Regions from separate parts of the Homo sapiens genome. Here region 1 is linked to region 2. A link is an interaction called in ENCODE POLR2A ChIA-PET data of the cell type or tissue named here. Cell type or tissue: Panc1. All regions are shown on one strand. Region 1 overlaps CYTH3 (cytohesin 3). Region 2 overlaps AIMP2 (aminoacyl tRNA synthetase complex interacting multifunctional protein 2).

Region 1 (5,000 bases), 230 kb before region 2:
TCCCATTTGAAAGGGAAATCGAGTGAGAAAAGTTACCTACACGCAACACCAAAGGAAGACATAGCTAGCTTCATCGCATTTTTAAATGTGTACAAACAGCAAGGACCTCCAGATGGATGAAAAAACCCAACAGCGTGAAAGAGAAAATTTAAAATAAAATTTCTATAGAAACAGAGAAAGCTGACATCAAAAGAATTCAGAAGATAGAACACTGAAAAATGGTCATTGGCAACTTCCAGGAAGATGTGACTTGGGCACTAGGCTTTGTCTCACTTCTTACCTCCCCTCCCTTGAATCACCAGATCCCCATGGAAGTGATTGAGAAAAAGAGAGATGAAAAGCTGAATCAGAATAGATAGTGGGATCAGGGTGAAGAAATACCAGGGCCTGACTCATCACTCTGTTTCCTTAGAACTCAGTGCAGGGTTGTGAGGAACATATGGAGATGTGGTGTTGGCTGTGCTAATTTGGGAGAGCAGAGAGCGAGGGAGGCCTGATGACCCTGAGTGGCCACGGGCAGCCGGGGTGGGCTTGTGCAGCAGCGATATTGATGAGCAGCTGAACTGGGAGGCCAGAGGACACACGCGGCTTCAACACGCTCAAAACTGCTAGAGCTTCTCCTGGGCGCCACAGTCCTCCTTCCTGGTGCATTGGGTGGCATCCCACCCATCTGGAGTGGAAGCCAGGTCTAGACAGGGAGAGTTAGATGCAGAAACTAGAAAACAAAAGCAACACGATAGGCTCAGAGAAGGAGGCTCCCAGAGCTGACGTTCCCTTGAAGATGGACCACATCTCTGAATAGGCAGTGCAGTTTATATATGCATCCTCCAGCCTATAAACTTAGAGTTAGAAAACAGCAACAATAAAAACCCACCAACGTTTAGCAGCATTCTGAGGAGGAGGTCCAGCTATTCTTTTTTTTTTTTTTGGCTGGGGGGGGGTTGGGGGAGGATGGGTCTAAATACTATTGTTCAGAAATAAAGAATAAAGCAACATGTTTCCAAAAGAAAATAGGAGGGGGATATAATTTTTGAGGCAGAGGAATAGTATAATTTAGAAAATAGTAATTATAGAAATGAGAAGTAAATTTCAGATTGAATCTACTTTGTGCTGTTCTTAATAAACTTCAAGAAACACAAATAAGTGGTTGAAAGATGAGATAAAGCAACAGGCCAAGCTGAAAACTAGGGCAGAGAGAGTTATAAAATGAGGCTGGGCACTAAGCTTATGCCTGTATTCCCAGCGCTTTGGGAGGCTGAGATGGGGGGATCACTGGAGCCCAGGAGTTTAAGACCAGGAGTTCGAGACCAGCCTGGGAACCATGGTAAGCCCTCCGTCTCTACAAAAAACAAGAAAAATTTGGCCAGGTGTGGTGGTACACGCTGCACCTGTGGTCCCAGCTACTCAGAGGCTAAGGTGGGAGGATCGCTTGAGCCCAGAAGTTGTCAAGACTGCAGTGAGCTGTGATTGTAGCACTGCACTCCAGCCTGGGCGACAGACCCTGTCTCAAAAATAAATAAATAAAAATTATAAAGTGAAATGAAAGAGCTGAAAGAAACTGTAATGACAGTAAAAGCATTTGCAGAATTTTAAACTCCCTTACGATTCATGAAGAGCAAAAGTTTACAATGTAGAAAGTTAAATTATTGCTGTGATCTGAATAAATGTTGTTCGTAAAGAAGATACCAAAACAAATAGAACAGAAACAATAATCAGATTCAATGGGAAAAAGTATCTTTGAGCTGAAAAAAAACGAGCTGTTTCTGTATATTCAAAGAGCTCATTCTGCCTTAGATAAAATTAGTGGGAAGAGCAAGAAAGAGCAAGAGAGTACCCTGCAAACAGCCAGTCAGAACCTGGGGAGAGGGTTACTTACAACGAAATCGGGATGGTTTTAGACTTTTCTATAACATTGCCAGAAAATAGTGTCGTGGAGCTGAGGCTAAGTTTTAAGGGAAAAAAGGTTGTAACTAAGAATTAAATAGTCACACTAATTGTTGTTAATTTGTGAAGGCAGCAGAAAGATGTTCTCTGAAGATACAGAAGTTGGAGCTAGCACACTGCCTTCAGTGGGAGCTCACCCTGCCTTTGGACTTAGGAGTTATGTGAGCCAGTACCTTTCCTTACTGTTTAAGGCCATCAGCTTTTTTCTACTACCTGTACCTGAAATTTTTCTGTATGCCTTCTGTAAATTTTTCTTAAACAAAACTTGTTCATGGATATATTCTAACCAACTAAAAGATTGTTTGAATAACTCAAGAATGCGGAACTTGTGGTGTTAAAAAAAATACTGACATTGAATTGAAATCATGTAAACATAAATTTAAGTCTAAATTATAAACTTGATTACAGATGTTACAAATGAAAAGTCAAATATTGTAAATACTGAAAGAGAAGATATGTAATGGAAAGAGAAAAATCCCAGTTATTCAGTAACAATGCCAACAATAATAAATCTGGGTCAGATTCACTAGTAGAAACTGAGAAGTAGGTGGGGGTGGGGCAGGGACTGTTAGGAGAAAGTAAAAGCCCAGCCTTTATTTTTTACTGTTTTATTTTTGTTTTTGATAATTAGAAAAATACAGGTAGTGGTATGGTTTTAAAAAAAAATTAAAGATAATCACTAGAAAATTCAAAGTAGGATGTTCACATTCCACGTCACACATCTACATGTGTGAGGATATATGCATTCCTCGCTGGAGGAGGGAAAACAAAAGATAAATTTGATCACAGGATAAGGTCATGTCACGCAAAAATTCTATGGTATTTGGTTTTGTAAATTGGCTTTTAAAACTTACTTAGAATTTTGGTCTGGCATGGTAGCTCGTGGCTATAATCCCACGGTTTTGGGAGTTGAGGCGGGAGGAACACTTGAGGCAGGAGTTCGCCACCAGCCTGGGGAGCAAAGTGAGACCCCTGTCTCTTTTAAAAAAAAAAAAAAAATTATCCAGGTGTTGTGGCATGCTACTCAGGAGGCTGAGGCAGGACGATTACTTGAGCTCAAGAGTTTGAGGCCGCAGTGAGCTGTGATCATGTCTCTGCGTTCCAGTCTGGGTGACAGAGCAAGACTGTCTCAAAAAAGTTAAAAAAAAAAATTAAAAATTATTTAGAGGATAATTACCTATTTTGCCCTGTGTTTTAGAAAATCTTTAAGAAGCAAGTACCTTTTTTGGGGAGAGGGTTAATGGGAGATAATCCATTTTGTGAAATGTATTTGTTTAGAAATTTAGATCATTTGTGATTCCTCCCCAAACTCGGTCTCAAAAAAAATAAAAAAGAGTTTCACTCTTGCTGCCCAGGCTGTAGCGCAGTGGCACGATCTCGGCTCATTGCAACCTTGACCTCCTAAGTTCAGGTGATTCTCCTGCCTCAGCTTCCTGAGTAGCTGGGATTACAGGCGTGCACTACCATGGCTGGCTACTTTTGTACTTTTAGTAGAGACGGGGTTTCACCATGTTGGTCAGGCTGGTCTCCAAGTCCTGATCTCAGGTGATCCGCCTGCCTCGGCCTCCCGAAGTGCTGGAATTACAGGCGTGAGCTGCCATGCCCGGCCCCCAAACTCTTTTGAGGTAATTCTGGACAAACCTTTGTGAAGGTCTTGGAGGTAGAAACGCTTGGGTGGTGGCTGGAGATGAGTGAAAGTAGGGAAGAAGCCTGCTCCCGCTGGACACATTCTCTCTAGGGTGCACCTTCTCCCAGGGTCACGAAGGCTGGGATGAAAAAGAAAGTAGAGAGCAGTGTGAGCTTCCCCATCAGAGTATCAGCAGTCAGTGGAGGAGGAGCCAGAATTTGTGGGGCCTGAAACTCTCTAATTCTGAGGGCCCTCTTTCAGAAAAAGAATACAAATTTAGGTATCAAAATGAAAATTTAGAATGAAAAAGAAGTCACTAGTTGTACATTTTGAAAAGCTAAAACTACAAACAACTCAAAACCTAGAACCATATAACACAGTTCTTTCTTTGGCACACAACCTTACACTTTCCCCCTGCATTTTTGGTTACCTATTCTAATCTCTTCACGTAGCAATTTTGTAACATTTTATGTAAAAAGACTAGAAGGCCGGGCGCGGTGGCTCATGCCTGTAATCCCAGCACTTTGGAAGGCCGGGGCGGGTGGATCATGAGGTCAGGAGATTGAGACCATCCTGCCTGACACGGGAAACCATGTCTCTACTAAAAATACAAAAAAAAAAAAAAAAAAAAAAAAAAAAAAAAAAAAAATTAGCCGGGCGTGGTGGCGGGTGACTGTAGTCCCAGCTACTCGGGAGGCTGAGGCAGGAGAATGGCGTGAACCCGGGAGGCAGAGGTTGCAGTGAGCCGAGATTGCACCACCGCACTCCAGCCTGGGTGACAGAGCAAGAATCTGTCTCAAAAAAATAAAATAAAAGACTAGACTAAAGATAATCCAGTCTTTCCTCCAGGATGACTGAAAACATTTAAGAAACTTTCTTTCAAGGTTTTGACCATTAAAGTTTTAAGTTTCCATTTTAAAACAATAATTTAGCCTAGGAAATGTAGTGAGACCCCATCTTTACAAAAAAATTAAAAGCTGGGTGTGATGGTGTATACTGGTAGTCCCAGCTACTCAGGAGGCTGAGGCAGGAGGATCGCTTGAGTCCAGGTGGTTGAGGCTGCAGTGAGCCATGATTGTGCCACTGCTCTCCAGCATGGGTGACGAAGACCCTGTCTCAAACAAAACAAAAATAATTTTTCGGACATTTTGAAGCATCTTCTGGTCTTTTTCCTTTCAGTTTGTTTTTGGATTCTACTAGGGTACTTCAGAATACACAGAATAAAGCATTCTAAAAGCAATTAGTCTGTAATTAATGCACATGCAAAAGCAGTTGAAATAAATTCATTAAAAATTGCCACGAAGTTGAGTTACGTCATTCAATCCTGACTCTAGATGAATAGGTTTAGGAGTTTTGTCATCTGAAAACCTGTTTTTTTCCCCCCAGGCTGTTTTGTTGCTTTGGTAACATTCTTTTCTGCCATTTCTTC
Region 2 (5,000 bases):
AAGAACATCACATTTTCAGTCTGTCTCTAAGATGCTTACTACTGAAAAGGGTTTAAGTGCAAACTATGTTAAAAAAGTAACCAAAGAGTCATTCCTGGTATTTGATTATGACACTTCTGAAGCTAGAAGGGACCTCAGACCACCTGCTCCAATCCCTGCTGCCTAAGGTTTTGGGGGCTGAGGGCTGGAAACCCAGGAGCTGCATCTCCCAGGCTCTTGGCCTCATAATCGCCTTCTGTGAGACTGAGGGCAATTAAGATATGAATGACATGAACTCGCTTATCTCCATATCAACATAAACCAGAAGAGGCATACATCTGTGGGATAGTCAATACATAACATCCTATCTTTATATGGCCATATGAGAAGATAACTTCAGTGTCCCTATGATGGTAAGTTCTTGAATGTGAGGGCAAGATGGCTGTGATAGCCATGACTCCCCGCTTTGCCTGGTTGGACAGAACCCCCTTCCCCAAATGCTCACAGTCCCCCCCTTGAGCTGTGTCTCACTCAGAGACCCTAAATTTTGCAGACGAACAAGGGCATCTTTGCGTTGCTTCATCTCTGCTCCTCCTCTAGAACTATCCCACAGGCTTTCTAGACTTAGAATATCTGACCTGATGCAAATCGCTATGTGGCCAGTATGCCACAGAATGTCCTAAACCCTTGCTGCCTCTTATCAAAACCATGTTGCACATCTCATCATATAGTACAGCTAACCCTTGAACAGTGGGGGGGTTAGGGACACTGACCCCCGACTGCTGTGCAGTCGAAAATCCACATAAAACTTCTGACTCCTTCAAAACTTAAGCACTAATAGCCTACTATTCATGGGAAGCCTTACCCATCACAGTTGATTAACACGTTTTGTATGGTCTGTATATTATATGCTATATTCTTACAATAAACTTGAGAAAATGTTAAGAAAATAATAAGGATGCTGGGCATGGTGGCTCACACCTGTAGTCCCTGCTGCTTGGGAGGCTGAGGTGGGAGGATCACTTGAGCCCAGAAGGTTGAGGCTGTGGTGAGCTATGATCGCACCACTGCACTCCAGCCTGGGAGACAAAGCAAGACCCTGCCTCTTTAAAAGAAAATGATAATGAATTTACTATTCATTAAGTTGAAGTGGATCATCATGAAGGTCTTCATCCCACTGTCCTCATGTCGCTGAGGAAGAGGGGTTGGTCTTGCTGTCTTGGGTGGAAGAGGTGGAGGAGGTAGAAAGGGAGGCAGGAAAGGACGAGAGGCAAGCACGGTGTAACTTTAGGGAAATACATCATAATTTGTCTGACTTTTTGCCTTTTGATTTCTCTAAAAATAGTTGTGTGCAGCATCAACCCTTCCACTGCTTGCTTTAGTTTCAGTGCTTATATCATAGAAGACTCCAGGTCGTAAAAGAAGTCAAAAGCAGCCTTGAATAATCAGAAGCCTTCTCCCAGACTGTCTAATGGAAATCTGTTTTCCAGCCCGGCTTCTCCTAGGTCTTCTTCCTCAACGTCTGGCACTGGTTTGGAAGCACTTCTCTCCATTAAGCTGTCTTATGTTAATTCTTCTGTGCAGTGTCTGTCAGCCCTTGAATTTCTCCAAGATCTATACCCTGAAACTCTTCACCACCCACTTTTGCCCCATCTATGATCTATTTCATGGTTTCCTTGATTGTCGTAAATCCTATGAAGTCACGCACATCTGGACACAGGTTTCTCCAGGAGGAATGTACTGTTTCACCATGATGGCTTTCACAGCTTTTTATACGATGATGGCCTCTTCAATGATGTAATCCTTCCAGACTCTTCAAGATGTTCTAATCAGGGTTCTCTTTTTTTTTTTTTTTTTTTTTGAGATGGAGTCTTGCTCTGTCACCCAGGCTGGAGTGCAGTGGCGCGATCTCACTACAACCTTCACCTCCTGGGTTCAAGCAATTCTCCTGCCTCAGCCTCCAAAGTAGCTGGAATTACAGGCATGCGCCACCATGCCCAGCCAGGGTTCTCTTTCATAGCACTGACAATTTCATAGAGTACTGTGTGTAATGAGCCTGGGGGCAAGTAGACGACTTTGACGCCCTTGGTGTTAACTCGTGGGGCTCTGAGTGCCTGCAGCATTGAAGAACTTTAAAAAGGTGTACCTTACTGGCAAGGTACATCCTGACTTCAAGGACAAGGCATCAATGGAATTAATCCAGAAAAAGCGTTCTTGTCCAGACGTTGTACAACCAAAAGATCAGCAGCTGTGTTTATCTTTTCCCGTTAAGTCTCAGGTGTTAGCAGTTTTATAGGTAAGAGCTCGCCTGATCATAAACACAGCTGCACCTGCACAAAACAGGACAGTTAGCTTAGCCCTGCGTGCCTTCAATCCTGGGGCTCACTTCCCTTCTTTACTTAATAGATGTCCTTTGTGGTTCCCTCCCATGCCCCCAGATTAGGGCAGTTTTGTCTGCATTAAAAACCTGTTGACACAGGTATCCCATCTCCTCCATGATTTTCTTTATGGCATCTGGGAACTTGTCTGCTGCCTCTTGGTTGGCGGAAGCTGCTTCTCCTGTTATCTTGACATTTTTAAAAGCCAAACCTCTTCCTAAAATTATCAAACCATCATTTGCTGGCATTAAACTCTCCAGCTTTAGATCTTTCACCATCCTTTGGCTTCAAGTTGTCATATAATGACTTTGCTTTTTCTAAAATCTTATGAGAGTCTATAGGTATGCCTAACAGTAATCCTGCACCCCACATAAAAGCTGCATTTTCTTTTCTTTTTTTTTGAGACGGAGTCTGGCTCTGTAGCCCAGGCTGGAGTATAGTGGTGTGATCTCGGCTCACGGCAACCTCCACTTCCTGGGTTCAAGCGATTCTCCTGTCTCAGTCTCCTGAGTAGCTGGGATTACAGGTGAAGGTCACCATGCTGAGCTCATTTTTGTGCCTTTAATAGAGATGGGGTTTCGCCATATTGGTCAGGCTGGTCTTGAACTCCTGATCTCAGGTGATCCACCCACCTCAGCCTCCCAAAGTGCTGGGATTACAGGCATGAACCACCACAACCGGCCAAAATCTACATTTTCAATGTGAGATGAATAGGTATTCTGCAAAAAGTGCAAGGTTTTTGCACCTCCTGGTGCAGCTATAGTGACGCCTTCATGAATTTCCCTTTTTTTTTTTTTTTTTGAGATGGAGTCTCGCTCTGTCGCCAGGCTGGAATGCAGTGGTGCGACTTCAGCTGACTGCAACCTCCACCTCCCAGGTTGAAGCGATTTTCCTGCCTCAGGCTTCCAAGTAGCTGGGACTACAGGCACGCACCACCACGCCCAGCTAATTTTTGTATTTTTAGTAGAGATGGGGTTTCACCATGTTGGCCAGGATAATCTTGATCTCTTAACCTCGTGATCTGCCCTCCTCGTTCTCCCAAAGTTCTGGGATTACAGGCGTGAGCCACTGTGCCCGACCAAATTTCCCTTTTTTTAAACAATGGTTCTTACACTGAATTCATTTATCTTGAAGTGGCAGCTGCAGACTTCTGGTACATATCAAGCAATTCACCTTTCTCATGTAATCTCATGACTTTTCTCTGCTTCTTGGGAACATTTTCAGTATCACAAGAGACACTTTGTAAGTGTCCCACAGTGTTAGTCAAGGTTTATGGCAATGCACGATGGAAAAATAGCCAAGAACCTCAAGAGATCTCTTTTTTTTTTTTTTTTTTTGAGACGGAGTCTTGCTGTGTCGCCCAGGCTGGAGTGCGCTGGCGTGATCTCGGCTCACTGCATCCTCTGCCTCCCGGGTTCACACCATTCTCCTGCCTCAGCCTCCCAAGTAGCTGGGACTACAGGCGCCTGCCACCATGCCTGGCTAATTTTTTTTTTTGTATTTTTTAGTAGAGATGGGGTTTCACCGTGTTAGCCAGGATGGTCTCGATATCCTGACCTCGTGATCTGCCCGCCTCGGCCTCCCAAGAGGTCACTTTTGACTGCAACATGCAATTTCCTGGAGAGATGAATTAGCTGCTCACACCGAGATGATTAGCGTCACAGGGTGTCTGAAGCAGATTGAAGCAGACACTCCCCACGCTGGAGGCGGCTGTGAAATTATTCCAGCAGTACAGTCTGTTTGTTCCACAATTAATGTTACGCAGTTGGGATTTCATGCTCATCTTCACGTTTGTTTACATTTCTCTCAACTGCAAGTGGTGCCATGTATTGTGTGTGTGTGTGTGTGTGTGTAAGGTTTGATACATTTTAACTTTTTAAAATAGATTTGTGTATATTTTGTGTATGTAAATAATAGACTAGTATGTAAATATTTTATGCCTCATATCTTTTTCTTGTTTTGATATTTTTCTTTTTTCTTTCTTTTTTGAGATGGAGTCTCGTTCTGTCGCCCAGGCTGGAATACAATGGCGTGATCTTGGCTCACTGCAACCTCCACCTCCTGGGTTCAAGTGATTCTCCTGCCTCCGCCTCCCGAGTAGCTGGGATTACAGGCGCCTGCTACCACACCCGGCTAAGTTTTGTATTTTTAGTAGAGATGGGGTTTCACCATGTTGGTCAGGCTGGTCTTGAACTCCTGACTTTGTGATCTGCCTGCCTTGGCCTCACAAAGTGCTGGGATTACAGGCGTGAGCCCCTGCGCGTGGCCTTGTTTTGATATTTCTAGGCTATGCGGTTTGTCTGCCAGTTTTTTCAGATTGCTGCAAATCTCCAAAAAATTTTCCAAGATAGTTATTGAAAAAAATCCACATGAGGCCCGGGCCTGGTGGCTCACGCCTGTAATCCCAGCACTTTGGGAGGCTGAGGCAGGTGGATCATGAGGTCAGGAGTTTGAGACCAGCCTGACCAATATAGTGAAACCCCGTCTCTACTAAAAATATAAAAAAAATTAGCTGGGCCTGGTGGTGCGCGCCTGTAATCCCAGCTACTCAGGAGAATGAGGCAGGAGAATCGCTTGAACCCAGGAGGTGGAGGTTGCAGTGGGCCAAGATTGTGCCACTGCACTCCAGCCTGGGTGACAGAG

The links. Peaks named below come from ENCODE experiments on the same cell type or tissue, not always from the same donor. Only the 100,000 strongest peaks of a DNase experiment are listed, where the experiment ranks them.
Region 1: POLR2A ChIA-PET joins it to region 2 with 5 read pairs; 2 of 35 experiments call an interaction of 5 or more read pairs at or near these places.

What each region holds. Positions count from the first base shown.
Region 1 is chr7:6,244,176-6,249,175 of GRCh38, reverse strand. All of the region lies in intron 1 of CYTH3 (cytohesin 3), which reads left to right. Among named protein-coding and RNA genes, the nearest start is that of CYTH3, 26 kb to the left of the region's middle. In Panc1, no CTCF peak of the experiment used is centred here; no DNase peak of the experiment used is centred here; H3K27ac peaks cover 321 bases.
Region 2 is chr7:6,018,179-6,023,178 of GRCh38, reverse strand. All of the region lies in intron 3 of AIMP2 (aminoacyl tRNA synthetase complex interacting multifunctional protein 2), which reads right to left. EIF2AK1 (eukaryotic translation initiation factor 2 alpha kinase 1) reads left to right here. Exons shown (of 15, transcript NM_014413.4): 15 at 1-932. Among named protein-coding and RNA genes, the nearest start is that of SNORA80D, 3.8 kb to the right of the region's middle. In Panc1, no CTCF peak of the experiment used is centred here; no DNase peak of the experiment used is centred here.